2 separate regions of the Mus musculus genome follow, and region 2 is linked to region 1. Evidence: chromatin loops called from intact Hi-C (ENCODE). Cell type or tissue: gastrocnemius. All regions are shown on one strand.

Region 1 (8,000 bases):
CTTTGACATTGAGTAACAATGTCACGGGCTTCTTTTCTTGTCAAGGAGAAACGACTGCGTAATGTTTCAGCCGTCACATGAAAATTATTATGAAAATTTCTTGCAGCCTCTACCGGGGATGATAGGGCAGCAGCCACCACTTTAGTGGCCTTATCTGCCAAATCATTTCCCAGAGCCATGGGGCCAGGTAGGCCTGAATGGGCTCTAACATGAGTAATATAAACAGGAGATCTTCTAGATAACAAAACTAATTGTATCTGCTGAAAAATATTGGCAACTCTACTGGAAGGCTTAATCACTCCAGCCACTTCTAAAAGATTTACTGCATTTACCACATAACAGGAATCTGACACAATATTAAGGGGTTCTAAAAAGGTTTTTAAAACTTCTAAGACCACTAAACATTCTACCACTTGAGGTGAATTTTCATTATATTGTTTGGATACCACTTTACCATTAGCCACATAGGCACCTATGCCAGTTTTTGATCCATCAGTATATACCACAATCCCATTTTTAAGTGGGTTTCTTACTGTTATTTGTGGAAACACAACAGATTGATTTTGGGCAAACTGTAAGATTGGATGCTTTGGATAATGGTTATCTATTTTTCCTGAAAAGGAGGTAACTAAAACTGCCCAATCATTAGATGCGGCTGCCAAGGTTTGAACCTGTGCAGCGGTATAAGGTACAATTAAAAGATATGGACTTTGCCCAAAGTGGGTGATTGCTGCTTTTAGGCCTTTAAGGGCAAGCTGTGCAATTGCATCAGGATACCAATCTATTATTTTAGCTGGGGATACGTTTGGATGGATCCACAACAATGGCCCATTCTGCCACAAAACTGCAGTTGGCAATTGTGCTGTCTTAAAGACACACAAACTGAAAGGCTGCGAATCCCCAATACGTTGCAATTGTGCATTCTGTAAGGCTTTTTCCACCCTTTGTAAGGCCTGGTTAGCAGCTAGAGCAAGAGTCCTAGGGGAGGAGATATGAGGATCTCCTTCTAAAATACTAAACAAAGGCCTTAATTCAGCAGAAGGAATCTTTAAAAAGGGTCTGAGCCAATTAATATCTCCCAACAGCTTTTGAAAATCATTTAAGGTATGGAGGTGATCTCTTCTTATCTCTACCTTTTGGGGCACAATCTTATCTGGGGACACCACAGAGCCCAAGAATTGTCCTGTATCAGAAATTTGGACCTTTTCTGTGGCTATCTGTAAACCCCACTGACTTAAAGTTTTAAGTAGAAAAGGATATGCCTTTTGTAGCATGGTAAGGTCTTTATGGCACAGGAGGATGTCATCCATGTAAAGGAGCAAAATTAAAGAGGGGAATTGTTCCCTCACTGGCAAAAGAGCTTTTTGCACATAAAGCTGGCACATTGTAGGACTATTGGACATCCCCTGTGGTAAGACCCTCCATTGACACCTCTTATCAGGTTTAGCAGAATAAGCTCTCTGACCCGTTAACAAGTCAAAAGTCCAATCTCTCTGCTCTGGAGTTAAAGCAGCAGCGTTTGCTCGGTCCTGCGCCTGTGCCGCCTCCTGCCACAGAGCTCGCCATTCCACATATTTGGCCATACTAGGGAGAGCGGCTTTTGCAATCATTTGCCAGTCGGCAGGAGTTAGTGCCATGCTGGCAAGCCTGTCTAACTGTACCAAGGTAAAATTAGCATTGATTCCATATTTAATCTGCACATATTCTACCGGAGCGTGGACACGCCCACCCTCGGCTCCTTCAAAGACTGGAAATGCCTGTTGTATTTTCCTTTGTTCCTCTCGGGGAATGAATGAGTCTGCGCACTGCCTCTCTGCGCATTGCTGACGCACCACGGGCTGACGCACTACGCAGGGCGGGGACTCCGCATAGGGCGGGAGTGCACCTGGTAGCCGATTGCCCTGAGGCCAATTAGCAAACTGGCCTTCGCCAGCCGCTTCTGGCTTTCTTCTTGACCAATTAGCTGGCTGGTAATGGGCTGCTTCTTCCTCCCAGTCTGTTTCCTCAGAGGAGGATTCTTCACTTGCTTCAGAGCTACTAAGAGCTGGCTTCCTGAGCTCATCTAGTGACGAGTATCTCCTAGAGACCTCCGCTAATCGATCTTTTTTCTTCTCCCTTTTTCCTCTTTTTCTTCTAATCTCTCTCCAGGTATTCCTACCTAACCTTAACTTTTCCTCGGGTTCAAGACCCTTGGAAAGGCCTGTATACTTACCGTTTCTCCTTGCTCCTACTCTCTCTCCCCGCTTTACTTCTGATAGACTGCCCTGAATTTCATCCAGAATTTTCAGCCCTGCCTTAACCACTATATAACATGTGAAAAGGAACAAAAGGGCTCCTAACACCAGAAAAAATTCAAGGCCAAACATACTCACTGGTACTCTCGTTCCCCAGCTGAAAAGTTCTGAATTCATACAGTTGAATCCTTCTTAACAGTCTGCTTTACGGGAACCTTTATCACCGTCGTTCCCCAGCTGATGAGTTCTGAATTCGGCAGTTGAATCCTTCTCAACAGTCTGTGTTACGGGAACCTTATAACCTTGATTCGCAGTTCTGGTTCTGGAATGAAGTATCCCTCCTGCGCCAGTCCGGAGTTTTTTCTCGTCCCGGATTTTCTCGTCCCGGAATTCGGCACCAATTGTTATTCGACGCGTTCTCACGACCGGCCAGGAAGAACACCACAGACCAGAATCTTCTGCGGCAAAGCTTTATTCTTACATCTTCAGGAAAAGAGAGCAAGAAGCAAGAGAGAGGGAAAAGCAAGAGAGCGAAAAAGCAAGAGAGAGAGAAAACGAAAACCCCGTCCCTCTTAAGGAGCATTCTCCTTCGCCTCGGACGTGTCACTCCTTGATTGGCTGCAGCCCATCGGCCGAGTTGACGTCACGGGGAAGGCAGAGCACAAGTAGTCATAAGATACCCTTGGCACATGCGCAGATTATTTGTTTACCACTTAGAACACAGGATGTCAGCGCCATCTTGTAACGGCGAATGTGGGGGCGGCTCCCAACAGAAGAAGCCAAGCATGAGTGTGATTTTGAGTGAAACCTCAACCTCAGCTTGATCCGACAAGGTCTCTGTAGCATAACTTTCATGTCAGTTTGTGCGTCCCAAAGGCAAAGGGGACAGGCATTTGACGTTCTGCAATAATAGGGTATCACGTATGAGCTCCTGTGGGACCAGACTTTGGGCATCTGTAATGCCTATGGGTGAAGGAAGCAGCTTTTAGTAGCAAAAGATGCAGAACCTGGGAAATGGAAAAACAATGTCCAAAAGAAAGATATATGGACATCTTGATTGACCACTAGTTCATGCCCATGCTGTGGAAACCCCTTCAAGGGGCTATAATGAACTTATTCATGGATGTCTTCTCTAGCCCACTGTTGTTGGTAGGTCACCTATTACTGTACTCTCTTGTAGAAGTGACTCTTCTAGAATCTGTCACTTCTGGTGCATAACACTAATTGAAAGGCTAGCATTTCAGAGAAATATGTCAGAGATAATATTTAAAAGATGCCATTCTGTCAGGCTTGTCGCTGGAGTGTGACATGACTACAGGAGCCCTGTTAGAAGTAATGAGCCAAGAGGAGCTCAAGTCGCTTGGTTCATTCAGCAGAGCGAGGCTCAAGGATTGAGCTAATATTATTACTGACCATAAATGTTGTTAGGGGGATGGAGAGGATGTTAACGCCACTAAGCATTACAATCAAATCTCAATAATGACCAGCGAAGCAGCCTAATAAATTGTAGATTATGTGTGCCATGCATATTCATTCTGTCAGAAACCTCAACTTCCTGGCTGATAGAATTTCAAGGGCTTATGCTACAAGCACTGGGCTTAAAGCCACATGTAGGAAAAGAAAAAAGATGATGAAGGAAAATAATGCTGAGAATTCTGACAGAATTATCTAAGTCTAGTGCCTTAGCTACTTCGTGTCCCCTGACGCCCCCCCACCCCCGCCAATTTTCCACTAATGTATATAAGAAAATGATGTAAAGGTGCAGAATTACTGCGGAGTAAGAAACCACAGCTTTGAACGTGAGTGTTGTGAATGCAGAACATCCTCCCGAATCCGTCCTGAGAGGATGGTTTCTGGTTTAGACTGGCTTCCTCTGTTGCTCGTCATGCACCATGGAACAGCAGGTCTCCCAGTCTCGTTTCTCTGGCTGCCAAGCTTGCCAAGCACATTTTGGAAAAATGAGAAGTTCCTGTCACTAAGAAAGAGGATGCCATGTGTGTGCATTTGTTAAAAATAAATCTGCTTTCACCAAATCTCATCCAGGAAAATCTAAGGAAAACCCTTCAGAAGAAATACTCTCAGAGTATCAATGATTTCCATGTTCTGAGCATCTCCCAGAAGCCATAGTTTCTTTTGAATTGACCTCTGATTTCTGAGGATTTTTAGATCTCTTTAGAGAAGTCCATTTTAGAGGGTATTTCTCCTTTCCTCAGGGTTTAAGACACCAGGCGACAAACAGCATCTTCCAGACGCAATTTCTTCCTCACTGGCCTCCCTTTGCCCAAGAAGATGCTGCCCCCTGGCGGCAGACAGGGGAACATGTACACACGTCTACATTTCCAACCCATCTTATTCTCAGATGAAAACAAGCAAACAGCCCTTGAGGCTTTTCTTTGCTAATATTAATTTTTTGCATAATAATATGACGCCCACTCACCTGTTTCAACTCACAATTTTTATCCCCAGGAAAATACAGAGGAAATGATTTACAGTAGTCACTGTATGTGGGCAGCATCCCTTCCAATGTTCCTACTACCAGGAACAAGGCCCCAAGGTTCAAGCTTCACCATGATGGTTGACTCTTTAAACATAGCTTTATTTCCTTCCAGTATCAAGGTCTGGACTTAGAAGAGAGGAGGTCGTCACCTTCGTGCCCTCACAGCAGTCTCCCACAGAAGCTAGCACAACCTAAAAGGACCCTTGTCTCTGTGAGCAAACTCAAAACTCAAGTGGGTGGCAGAACGGGGATATTACTCTGTCAAGGATGAGTCCTCACCTTCCTAGCCTTATGTGTGAGCCCCTCAAATCCTAGGAATCTATTAACTGCCTGGATTCCTGTTGACGAGGCTGAAGCGTCTGTCACAGTGCTCAGCCTCTCATTCTTCCCTAGGTCTCACAGGGGCTCCCGTGGCAGCTCATTAGGCAGCTACTGGTCTATTGGTGGGGATAAGGATCCCAGCCGGCACCCCCGAATGTTCTGGAGTTAATTCGATTATAAAAACAAACAAACAAACAAACAAACAAACAAAAACCCAAAGCAAACCAAAAGAAACAAAAGGAAGGAAAGGAAAGGAGACTCAGGCAAACCTGATTCAGGACTTCATTATTTCCATTAAAAATACAGGTTAGAAGCAAAGATTATTATTTGAGTAACTCACATTCTGGTGTTTCAAAGTTTTCTGAGAACCTCACTAGAACTAAAGAGTGGAACATTTTTGTGACAGTTTATTATTTTTCTGCTGGCTCTCCTCCCCTTGCCCTTCCTCATTGCTTTGGCCCCCTCTTTCACAGATATTGAAGACACATGTATGCCTGGTAGCCATGGGGGCCAAAAGAGGTTGTCCAAGGTCCTGGAACTAAGTCTGTGTCAGGAATATAACTGGGGTCCTCTGTAAGATAAGGAGTGCTCTAAAGTGCTGAGCTGTCTTCTGTGGTATTTAAAAATCGACATAATAATTGCATCATTTCCTGGTTCCCCTTTCTTCCTATAAACATTCTCATATAAATTAACGCTTATTTTCATTAGTTATTGCTTCATGCATATATATGTATACAAATAGATTTCTTAATAAATGCAACCTGCTACTTTTTTTTTTTTACAATGTTCCTTGTCTGTTTGTTTTCATGGAGTTTCTTATGACATGGTGTCTCCTAGAAATATCAGAAGCAACAACCATAAAGTCTTCCCAACATGCCTACCCAAAAATGAACTGACGAAGTTCTACAATAATAGACACGCTTAATAGACAGGGGAATGCCCAGGAGGCCTCAACCCTGCACAAAACTGTGGGCAGCAAAGAAATGCTGAAACAGGATAAATTGTCTCTCCAGGGAAGAGCACACCAATTTGTTATCCAATATGTAATGTTATGTTTAAGATTTGCTTCAGAAAACAATGTGTTTACTGAAAATAAGACAAGAGATCATAGAACAGAAGCCTGGAGAGGAAACACAGCCATTTGTGCAGATGCCAACCAGGACTGCACCTGAAGTCTGCCTCAGAGCGGGGGCGTGCAAATGGCTCCGTGTGAAAAAGCACAGTTTTAAAATCAGATAATTGAAGTTTAAATCTAAAACTCAAATTTTCTATGTGAAAGACTTTCCCCATATTAGCTAAAGACATAAAGAATATCATAATCCTGCCGAACACCCAAAAGACCCAAATCGCTAAAGTGTGGGATCTCTAAAATAAAATTCACCAGAGACCCAAATCCCAGGAATGCAATTCTTTTTTGTTGTTGTTCTTGTTGTTTTGTTTTTCCCAGACAGGGTATCTCTGTATAGTCCTGGCTGTCCTGGAACTCACTTTGTAGACCAGGCTGGCCTCGAACTCAGAAATCCGCCTGCCTCTGCCTCCCAAGTGCTGAGATTAAAGGCGTGTGCCACCACTGCCCGGCTCGGAAATGCAATTCTTGAGAAATAATTTAAAATTCTTTAATAGTGGTTCATTTACAGTTTAAAGGAGTATAATGTAAAGAACATAGATATACAAATTATGAGTTCCAGGGTATTTGCAAAACCAACATAAGCTAAAAGACAAACATTTTGTAAAGAAGCTTGCTGGTGACACTTGCTTGTGGATAGTGAAATGAGAAGGGAAACTGTGTTCATAAAGAGGGAGGGCATAAGCAAAATGAAGGTGTGCTTGCTACTGCCTAGGAGGTGAGCGCACCCAGTTTCATTACTGCAGTGTGCATATGTGTAACATGTTTTGACAAGATGGGTTAAACCCTGCTATGCTCATCATTATATATGTTACACCCAAAGAGCCAAGAGCTCATGGTTCATCTTTTACAAATGGAGATGTTTTCTAATGTTGTGTGGCCAACCCACTCAGTCTAAACTGTCCAGTAAATGTATTTGGCTGAAGAGAAAATCCTGACTTCATTGACAATACATTGGAGTTCATTTTTAGACACCTGACTCAGAATCTGTTATCATGATCTGCATATTTAATTAAAACCCATTTTTTTTCCTGCAAAGTCCACAAAGTCTTCCAGTATGTTTTGCAAGGACTTTTCAGCCTCTGAAACCATTCAGTCCTCATAAACCATTCAGATCTCTCAGGGGACTGTCTTAGTTTCACTTCCTATTGCTGTGATTTAATATACAGACAAACAGACAAAAAGCAGTAAAAGCAACAACGTTTTCAGTCCTAGATAACAGTCCATCACAGCAGAGACATCAAGTCCACAGAAACTTGAAGCAGCTAGTTAGATCTATGTTCAAGAACAGAGATGGATGTATGTATGTTTATATTGTTTATATTCAGTTCCCTTTCCCCAGTCAGGATCACCTAGATGCCTAGTGAATGGTATCACCCACAGTAGGCATGTGTTTCTACCTCAATTCACCTAATTAAGAAAACAACCACAACACCTCCACAGAGATACTTAAAGGACAATCCCTCATTGATAATTTCTACCTGAGTGATTCCAGATTGTGTCAAGATGCTAAACAAAACTAATCATTGCATTGCAGATTTGAATTTATTCATCACTTAAAAACAATGTGAAAAAATTTGAAGGTGTCAAAGTGTATTCCATTAGCTAAAGTAACACATGAGTTAACTTTTCAGTCTCGTATTTAATGGTGAAGTTATGGAATCAGTCTTTTTCAACAGTCAACTCTATAACCAGGAATAATTCCCCATTTAATGTATTTTATAAAATTATGGGAAATTCTGTATCATTAAGTATTTTTGGATCAAAAGGTTGTGAGACTCTCAAATTCTTTTATTCTCTAAGTAATAAACCCTAATGCAAT
Region 2 (8,000 bases), 1.3 Mb before region 1:
AGTTTCAACAGTGACTTCAAATTATGAACCACTGATAGAGTCAGAACCCTACTCATTCGATTGCTTCCCTGAGGCTTCATCAGCTGGCAACCAAGCCTTTAATACACCAACCACTGGGGCACACTTTATCTAGACACCTTAACCCTGTGTTTCCATGTATTGATTTACAGATAATGAAGGTCTCCTGGGCCCCAGACTTTCTTCAAGTGATACTCCCTAGTTCCAAATTCATATGTGAGTCAATTTTCACAAAAATATCACATGGTGTTACCTTTGTACTGAAACAGGGTTTATTCCATCAGGGAAAGGGTGTAATGGAGGGATGCCCTATAGCTTCCTATCTGAACCTACTCCCTGGCAATGATAAGCTACTTCTCTCAGGTGTCAAGTCTGATTTTTTGCCATTCTACATTCGGTGCATGGTTTCCTTTCAGCTCTCAAAAATTATGTCTTTTTCTATCACTCCTTACTTACTGGTCTCTTAGTTACAGGAAGAAATTCACTAATTTGAGAGCATGTGATTCATTGGAAGGCTCACAGGGACTCTGAGATTCCAGGACCAGGGAAACAGGGAAACCCAACAGAGGCAGAACCTATCACTTCCCAGTTCAACACCTTATGTCTTGTCTCTCTCGTTAAGGTTCATGTTGTAACCTGGGATTGTCTGGGCTGAATCACTTGATTTAGGCGAGTGGCTGTAGAACTGCAAAGCAATACTTCAATTATATTCTTTCTTATTTTGTGTCCATGAAAAGTGTGTCATGAGGAGAATTCAAGTACAAGGAAAACATTTGAGAGGTAATCCAAGAAAGTATCCGGAAGAAGGTTGGAAAGATAAGAGAGGAGTGACTCCAGCCAGGAACAGCTCTCTCCAATCCGGGTGCTGAGAACTTGGTGCTTAATCCTCTGACAGAGCCTGGAAAACCTATGTAGAATTCATGACACATTATTTTTTATCCAAGGGCAAAAGAGTTGGACTTATATTCACCATCTGTCACCAATCAGGGCTTGAAAGCTGTTAGGAGCTGATTGGGCAAATCATTCTTCAAGAACTTCCTTCATGACACAGGAAGGGGTCATTACAGTAAGAGATATGGAGACTGGCAGGCAGTATCTAAGTTTTCTATGAATGGTTGTTATGACAAACTTGATCTAACACAGAAACCCACTTCAGGCTAGCGTCTGGAAGCTTGAGGTGGAGATGATGAACAGCTACTTCTGGAAGTCCTAAGGTCACATTTGTTCCTTTGGCTTATGGTCCTTTAGGCTATCTTTAAGGCCAGTCAAGTAGCAATTTTCCCTCTGTGGCTACCTCTTCATTTATATCAGCACATGGCCTTTCCTATTCCTAACACTCTGGTCCCCATGGCTCCTTTTTATAAAGACCTTTCTGATGATACTGGCCTACCCAGGCAACACAGGAACATTGTGTCAAAATCCTTATCTTTTTCTGGTTTTCAAAGATGCTATACATAGAGACATATAATCTCAGGTTCATGGGAACAGGATACAGACACCTTTGAGGGACTTCATCCAGCCTTGCATAGGTGAGTCCTGAGGCTGTGCTGCCCTTGTGCTGGATTGAAGCATAGTAGTAAGGGGGACTCTAGACACTGAGCAGCTAAGAATAATAAATATTTTATCCTTCAATCAGAACGCCTTGTTCTTCCAACTCTGTTAATTTGGTTAAAAATTTTTCAAATGAGGAAAAATTAAAGGCTCATAGTCTTTGATCCCAGCCTTTGAAATAATTGATGACCCATTCTTGGTGCCTGTGGGAATCCCAGTGAATGCCACCAGAATTCTCACACTGATTCCCATGTGACTGAGGCTTGTTTGAATGTTCTTGTACATTTCTTTATCCTTGCCTAAGCCACTGAGAGCGTTACAACTTAAACTATTACCTCCAACCCAATGGCTTGACCCTCATATCAAATGTTGGGCACATGGAAGTATGCTTTGAAATGTATAGAAAGAGGAGAAAGGTACATGAGGATACAAGTACTGGAGCTCTTTATGAACATGCCTGTTAGTGTATGTGTGTTTGGTTCAATTCTGACATCAGCAGACTGGGCTCTGGCCTATATATCTGAAGGTGAGACTAATCTGTAATCTTTAAGCCACTGGTTGTCAACCTTCCTATTGCTGTGACCCTTTAGTACATTCCCTCATGTTGTTTTGATCCCCAACAATAAAATTATTTCTTTGCTACTTCATAACTGTAATTTGCTACTGTTCAGAATTGTAATGTAAATATCTGATATACAGAACATCTGGTATGTGACTCCTCTGTGAGGATAGAGACCCAAGGTTGAGAACCACTGCTCTAAGCAGAAGTGCAGGGCACTCTAATTTCTTTGGGACCAACCAGAGGCCAACATGATGAATCAGCTGTGGTGCTTCTCTAACACTGCTGATATCCAGAGCTCAAAGGGCAGCTGGGAGGGAGGCAGAAAGTGAGTCTTGGTCCTGACAGGCCCTGAACTTTGGGTGCATTCCCAGCACTCAGCCTGAGGCAGTAGGGAAATAGGCTTGTAGGAAAATGCTGACATTGTGTTGGTTGCTGATAGGGTTCTCTCCAGTCTGCCAGTGTTTCCTGATTGGTTGGGTTTCGGCTGCAAAGCAAAATTGCAACCCTGGGAACAAGTTATAAGAAAATTTCCTCAAACTCCCTTACAGGATACAGTTCCCACGGTCAGAACACACAATGTCTCCATGACTTCCATATCTGAGATCAAGCTCACAAGCCCTCTGAGGACTCTACTTCACTCCCCTTTTCCACATCTTCACAGATCAGGGCAAGTTCTCCTGAAACCTGATCGTAGATATCTTAGCCTTTCTTAGAGAGCACAGTAAAGAACACACAGGCACCTTGTTGCTTATAAACAAGGCTGTAATGTGCAAGCACCACACTTTGGCTGATGACAGTTTCATCTAAATGTAATATTCCTGATAAGAGGGGAAAATGTAATTTTTCTTTCTTTTCTTCAAAATATGCAAAAACAAAATTCCAGTGCTGCTAGCTGTTTCTGCAGTCATAGGCACGTGCTGTTTCATGAGAAAGTCTGAAGAATAAACCTGTGAATCTAGAAAGCATTTTTCCAGATGGATTTTCTGTTGGAATTACATGCAAAGCTTATTTTTCTGATTGCTGTGGTTCCCATGGTACTTTAGAAATGTCAGGGAGGCCATGCTTAGACTTTTAGGATTTTCACTATTTATCCAACTAATGGAAAACTAAGAAGGAGATGGGGATTCAGGTCCTTTCTCTAATGCCACGGCATCAGCAGGGAATACAGCCTTGAGTATTAGCCAAAAATCCTTATTGTCCCTCTGTTAATTTTTAGAACTGTACTGGACAGGTGGCCTGGCAGGGAAAATGCAAAGTCGCCATCTGAGGATGGGTTTACTTCTTAATCCTGGAAGAGTACAGGCAGATAGCAGTGAGGGTTCTGGAAGGGGTTATGTGTAGTCACTGGACCTCAGTAAGATGATGTCTAGGGTCCTTTAAGCTGTTTTCAGTCTCCACAGGGGCTAGAAATAATGCATCCAACCTTCAACTTTACCTCTCACTGAGCTTGTGAAAACATTCCAGCAATTTAATGTTTCAGGCTTGAAATTGCAGAGCTAGAAGGAGGGAGGGCATCACCATGTTACATCCTAGGCAGTTCTCAGGAAAGCTTTGCACCCAAAGTCAGTAGCTGCAAGGTCCTGCCCAAGAGATGTCTCCTCAAAGCCCTGAAGGAAAGTGTGAATCCTTAGCCACAGTCAGACGCATGCTTCTTGTCCTTTGGATAATGTTGGCAAGTGTAAGAACAATGCTCTTCATCACTCAAAGTTTGAAGACTATCTCACCATTAAATGTGTTCTTAACACCAAGGGAAACTTTTTGTTAGGTGGCATCTCTGATCCATAGGCCATCGAGTTTGCAGGACTTTTCCTTTATCTGATGAAGGACATTTTTGAATGTAATATGATGCACTGAATGGCACTATGTGTGAAGGGGCAGAAGTACACAGAAAACTCACAAATCCCTTCCTTACAATTTGCTTTCTGCTCCTTAGTCCTTCTTCCAGTCTGAATTGTGTTTTGGGGGGACTTGACTTTCAAAATGTCAGCATTTGTGATTTTAGTCTTACAGAATTGTAAGATTCCATCCAATATGTTAAGCTGAAGGTATAGAAATTAAGGATTTTGGTTTTAGGGAATTTACAAATTTAAGATTAGCTGTTATTTTCTCATTTAGGGTGTAGTCAACATGAGCCTTTACCATGCTGAAGAGCCTCTGAAGATCTGTGCAATCCTGGTTCTTAACTGATGTTACATTAAGAGTCACCTGTCTCTATCTGGTCATGCGTGATCAATGGCTGTTGAAAGCACTACTTGTTGGAAGAGTGAGGGCCATGGTTGATTTCTACAGTTGATAGAATGGATGAAGATATCCACAGTTGGATGGACCTCGAAGGGTCAGGTCACATGTCTAAATTAATGCTAACTTTGTAGAAAAGGGCCTTGTTTACATGCCATCTGTTGTTCTGGGTAGAACATGGCTTAATATGCATATAAAGAAGTCTGGGTTTTCTATTATTTTTGTAAAAATGCAAAGAAATTACCACCACTTATCTTTAGTCTGGTCTCTACTATGTATAGGTAGGTAAAATATGACCTTGGTTTCTTCCATTAAAAAACAAAAACAAAATTATATCCACTTCTTTTGAGCTAGGAGTAAGTGATATTGAGTCCATATTTTTTTATTTTTTATTTTTTTTTACAAATTAAATGTTTTTATTTTTAATAGTTTTTAAAACGTATTTTTCTGTCCTATGTTGCATCCAAACCACAGTTTTCCCTCCTCTCACTTCACCCCCTTACCTCTCCTCTCCCCTAGACCCACTCCCCTTCAGTTTCTCTTCAGAAAAGAGCAGGCCACCCAGGGATATCAACCAAATGGAATATCAAGTTGCAACGAAACTAGGCATCTCCCTTCAAAATAAAGCTGGAAGAAGCAACCTAATAGACAGAAAAGGATCCTAAAAGCAGGCAAAAGAGTCAGAAATACTAATCCCTGCTCCCACTGTTAGGAGTTTCACAAGAACACCAAGCTACACAACTGTAGCTTAGGACCTCAACTAAGCGGGGCTTACAGGTGCAAACAGAGACTGAACTGATCAATGAAATGCCTATGTGTGTGTGTGTGTGTGTGTGTGTGTGTGTGTGTGTGTGTGTGTGTGGTGTGTGTGTGTGTGTGTATGTATGTATATATATATATATATATATATATATATATATGCATATATATTCTGTTATAGTTTCTAAAACAAACAAACTTAAAAACCTGTCTTCATCTTTGCCTTCTTAATTTCCCTTTTAAAACTTTATTTTTTCTTTCATAATTTTCTTTCACACATAAATAACACATAGACACATAGACACACACACACACACACACACACACACACACAGAGTGTACGTTGATATCAGATGTTCTATTTTAATGGTTTTTGTTTGTTTGTGGCCAGTGCAGTTAGAGAGGGTCCTGACCAAGAACATACATGAGAGGTTATTAACTTGAGTATGGGCAATTTGTCACCCAGGAGTATGACTCCCAGAGCTGATGAGTAGCAAAACTGCAAACCACAAGCCACATCCAGGGATAGAGCTTACACACTGCTTCCCCCCCGCCCTTTCCCAGGAGTCTGTGCTGCTGCCACCTAACTAAAACATCAATGTAGGGGAACAGAGTGCCTGTGCTTTGATCTTCCTCCTATTGTCCCAGTGAGGCAGCAGGTAGGCTTGTGGCACCCAGGCTCCATTAGATGGCTGTGTTGTATTGTTTTATATTAACTGACATTTCTTCTCCCATTGTAAGCCTCAGGCTTTCTGCTCCTCAGAGTCACCCTCTCAAATGTGTGAACAAACATCTGGAGTGAAGTTTTATGTCTCACGTCAGTATCCAGCAGTGTGGCGCTCTGTGTCATCACTCTTCTCTCTTAGGATGTGTAAGAGATGCTAAGACTTCCCTTCATATAATCTTCAGGGTAAAACCAAATGGCTTCTGGATGGCTTGGTAACTGGTGTGCTGCTGCAAAATGTTCTGAGACTCTGACAACCCTTACACTAGCTGGCCATTGTACTATGTGACAATGAGATTGTACTCTGTCTATAAGTCTGCCTTCTGTCCTCAGCCTTGTCCTCAGCTTACAATGCATGGGATATCCATACTACTTTATTGGCTTTTGGCCTGCTCCATTGATTTACTTTAGCCAATAGAAGAGGAAAATAGAAGGACTCTACTATCAAGCTCAGGCTACATATATACTGCTCATTGCTCTTTGGCTTTGGTTAACCCCATGAAAACATGGCCAGGATGACTCTTGTAGTTTCCAGAAAAGACAAGTCCTGCAGGACTACTGGCCAATCTGTATACTTGTGGGAAAGACATTGATGATGATTTTGTAAGTCACTGAGTCTTGTAAGCAGCTTGGTTCTCAATAATACAGGAATAATATTTGATCAGTGTAAACACTTCATATTTACTTAATTTATGTGAATATTTGCGGTGAGTATCCTAGGCATGATTTATGAAGTAGAGTAAATGAACCATAAAAGTGAACATTTTATGGTTTGTATTTTATGTGACAAGTAGTAGCTGTACCGTTCACTCTAATAAGTATGCCTGATAGGGATTTTCCTTTAGTTATTTTTCTCCCTTGCTTGACCAACTGTCTGACAGAAACAGCTTAAGGAAAAAAAGTGTTTTTCTTAGCTTTTTATTTCAGAGGTGTCAGTTAGATATAGTATGAAGGGATCTGCAGAGTAGAACCATTCTCATCACTGTACACAGGAAACAGAGATGAGACGACAGGAAAGGGCCAAGGCAGGATCCAGGAGCCAAAGACGGGCTTTGCAGTGACCACCTTCCTTCAGACCAGCACATACCTTTCACCAGTTACCAGCAAGTCCCTTATTTATTAATTAAGTGATTAATATAAGCATTACATTAGAGTCCTTGTTACCTAGTGATGCCTGCAAACACCCTCACAGACATGCCCAGAGGTGAGTCAAGATTCTCCTAAATGTTTCTGAATCTGAATCTAGTCAAGCTGACAAGTAAGTTCAACTGTCAGATAAGGATAATTATCTCCCAGCATTCCTGTATCCTGCTTCCTCCTCCCAGCATCTCCACCTCCTCCACTGTAGAGGCAACCACCAGATTTCTTATAGGCTTACTTAGTTTTATAAAACTGGAGCCTTGGAGAAAAATCTAGTTGTGTCTATTTCTTTGCCCCGACACCTTTCCTAATTCTTTTAAGAATATCTATTTATTCTAAATGATCATATAAAATGGTGTGTATGTATGGAGCAGAATGTCAATACATGTGTACAGTGTATGATGAGATCAGGGTAATTGGTATGTTCATCCTCTGACGTTAATTATTACTTTGTGCTGACATTCAATATCCTCTTGTATTGTTATATTGAAATGCTCAGTTACTTGCCAAGTACAGCTAACCTCTGTTGTTATTGGAACATTAGATGTCATTCTTACTTTCTATCCAGAGCCCGGTAGCTTTTCAACACTCTTAGCTCTGAGTTTCAGACATGGTGTGCCAGTGATTTGCTCTTTCTATTGCTGACTATGTCTGGGCCTGGGATTGTCCACATAAATCACAATGAGTATACATACTATCCAGTGATAGAAATTTAAGTGATTTCTGGAATTTAGCTTAGAATAATGGAGCTATTCCACACATGCTTTCATTTCTTCTTAGTAAATACTTAGCAATGGAATGCTTGTGATTTTATTGTATTACTTCAGATCATACTGTGTTGGAGTTCCTTCATGTTCTTGCCTTTTACTTTTAACCCATTTGGTAAGCACATCTAGAGGTTTTAAACTTGATTTATTTAATAAGTAATAGAGGTGAGACTTTTTCAGATGCTTATTGGCCATCACTGTATTTTCTTTTATGATATATCTATTTAAGTTTTTATCTCCT

The links. A loop is a pair of places that touch in the nucleus more often than their neighbours do. Peaks named below come from ENCODE experiments on the same cell type or tissue, not always from the same donor. Only the 100,000 strongest peaks of a DNase experiment are listed, where the experiment ranks them.
Region 2: a loop joins it to region 1, with 5 times the contacts of the local background. A loop is called at or near these places in 3 of 42 quality-filtered maps.

Annotation. Positions count from the first base shown.
Region 1 is chr2:138,030,092-138,038,091 of GRCm38, reverse strand. No RefSeq gene overlaps it. Among named protein-coding and RNA genes, the nearest start is that of Gm14062, 160 kb to the right of the region's middle. In gastrocnemius, a CTCF peak has its summit at 4,531 (motif pointing left); DNase peaks (open chromatin) are centred at 4,145 and 4,525; H3K27ac peaks cover 426 bases.
Region 2 is chr2:139,352,190-139,360,189 of GRCm38, reverse strand. No RefSeq gene overlaps it. Among named protein-coding and RNA genes, the nearest start is that of Gm14066, 49 kb to the right of the region's middle. In gastrocnemius, no CTCF peak of the experiment used is centred here; DNase peaks (open chromatin) are centred at 3,368 and 3,697.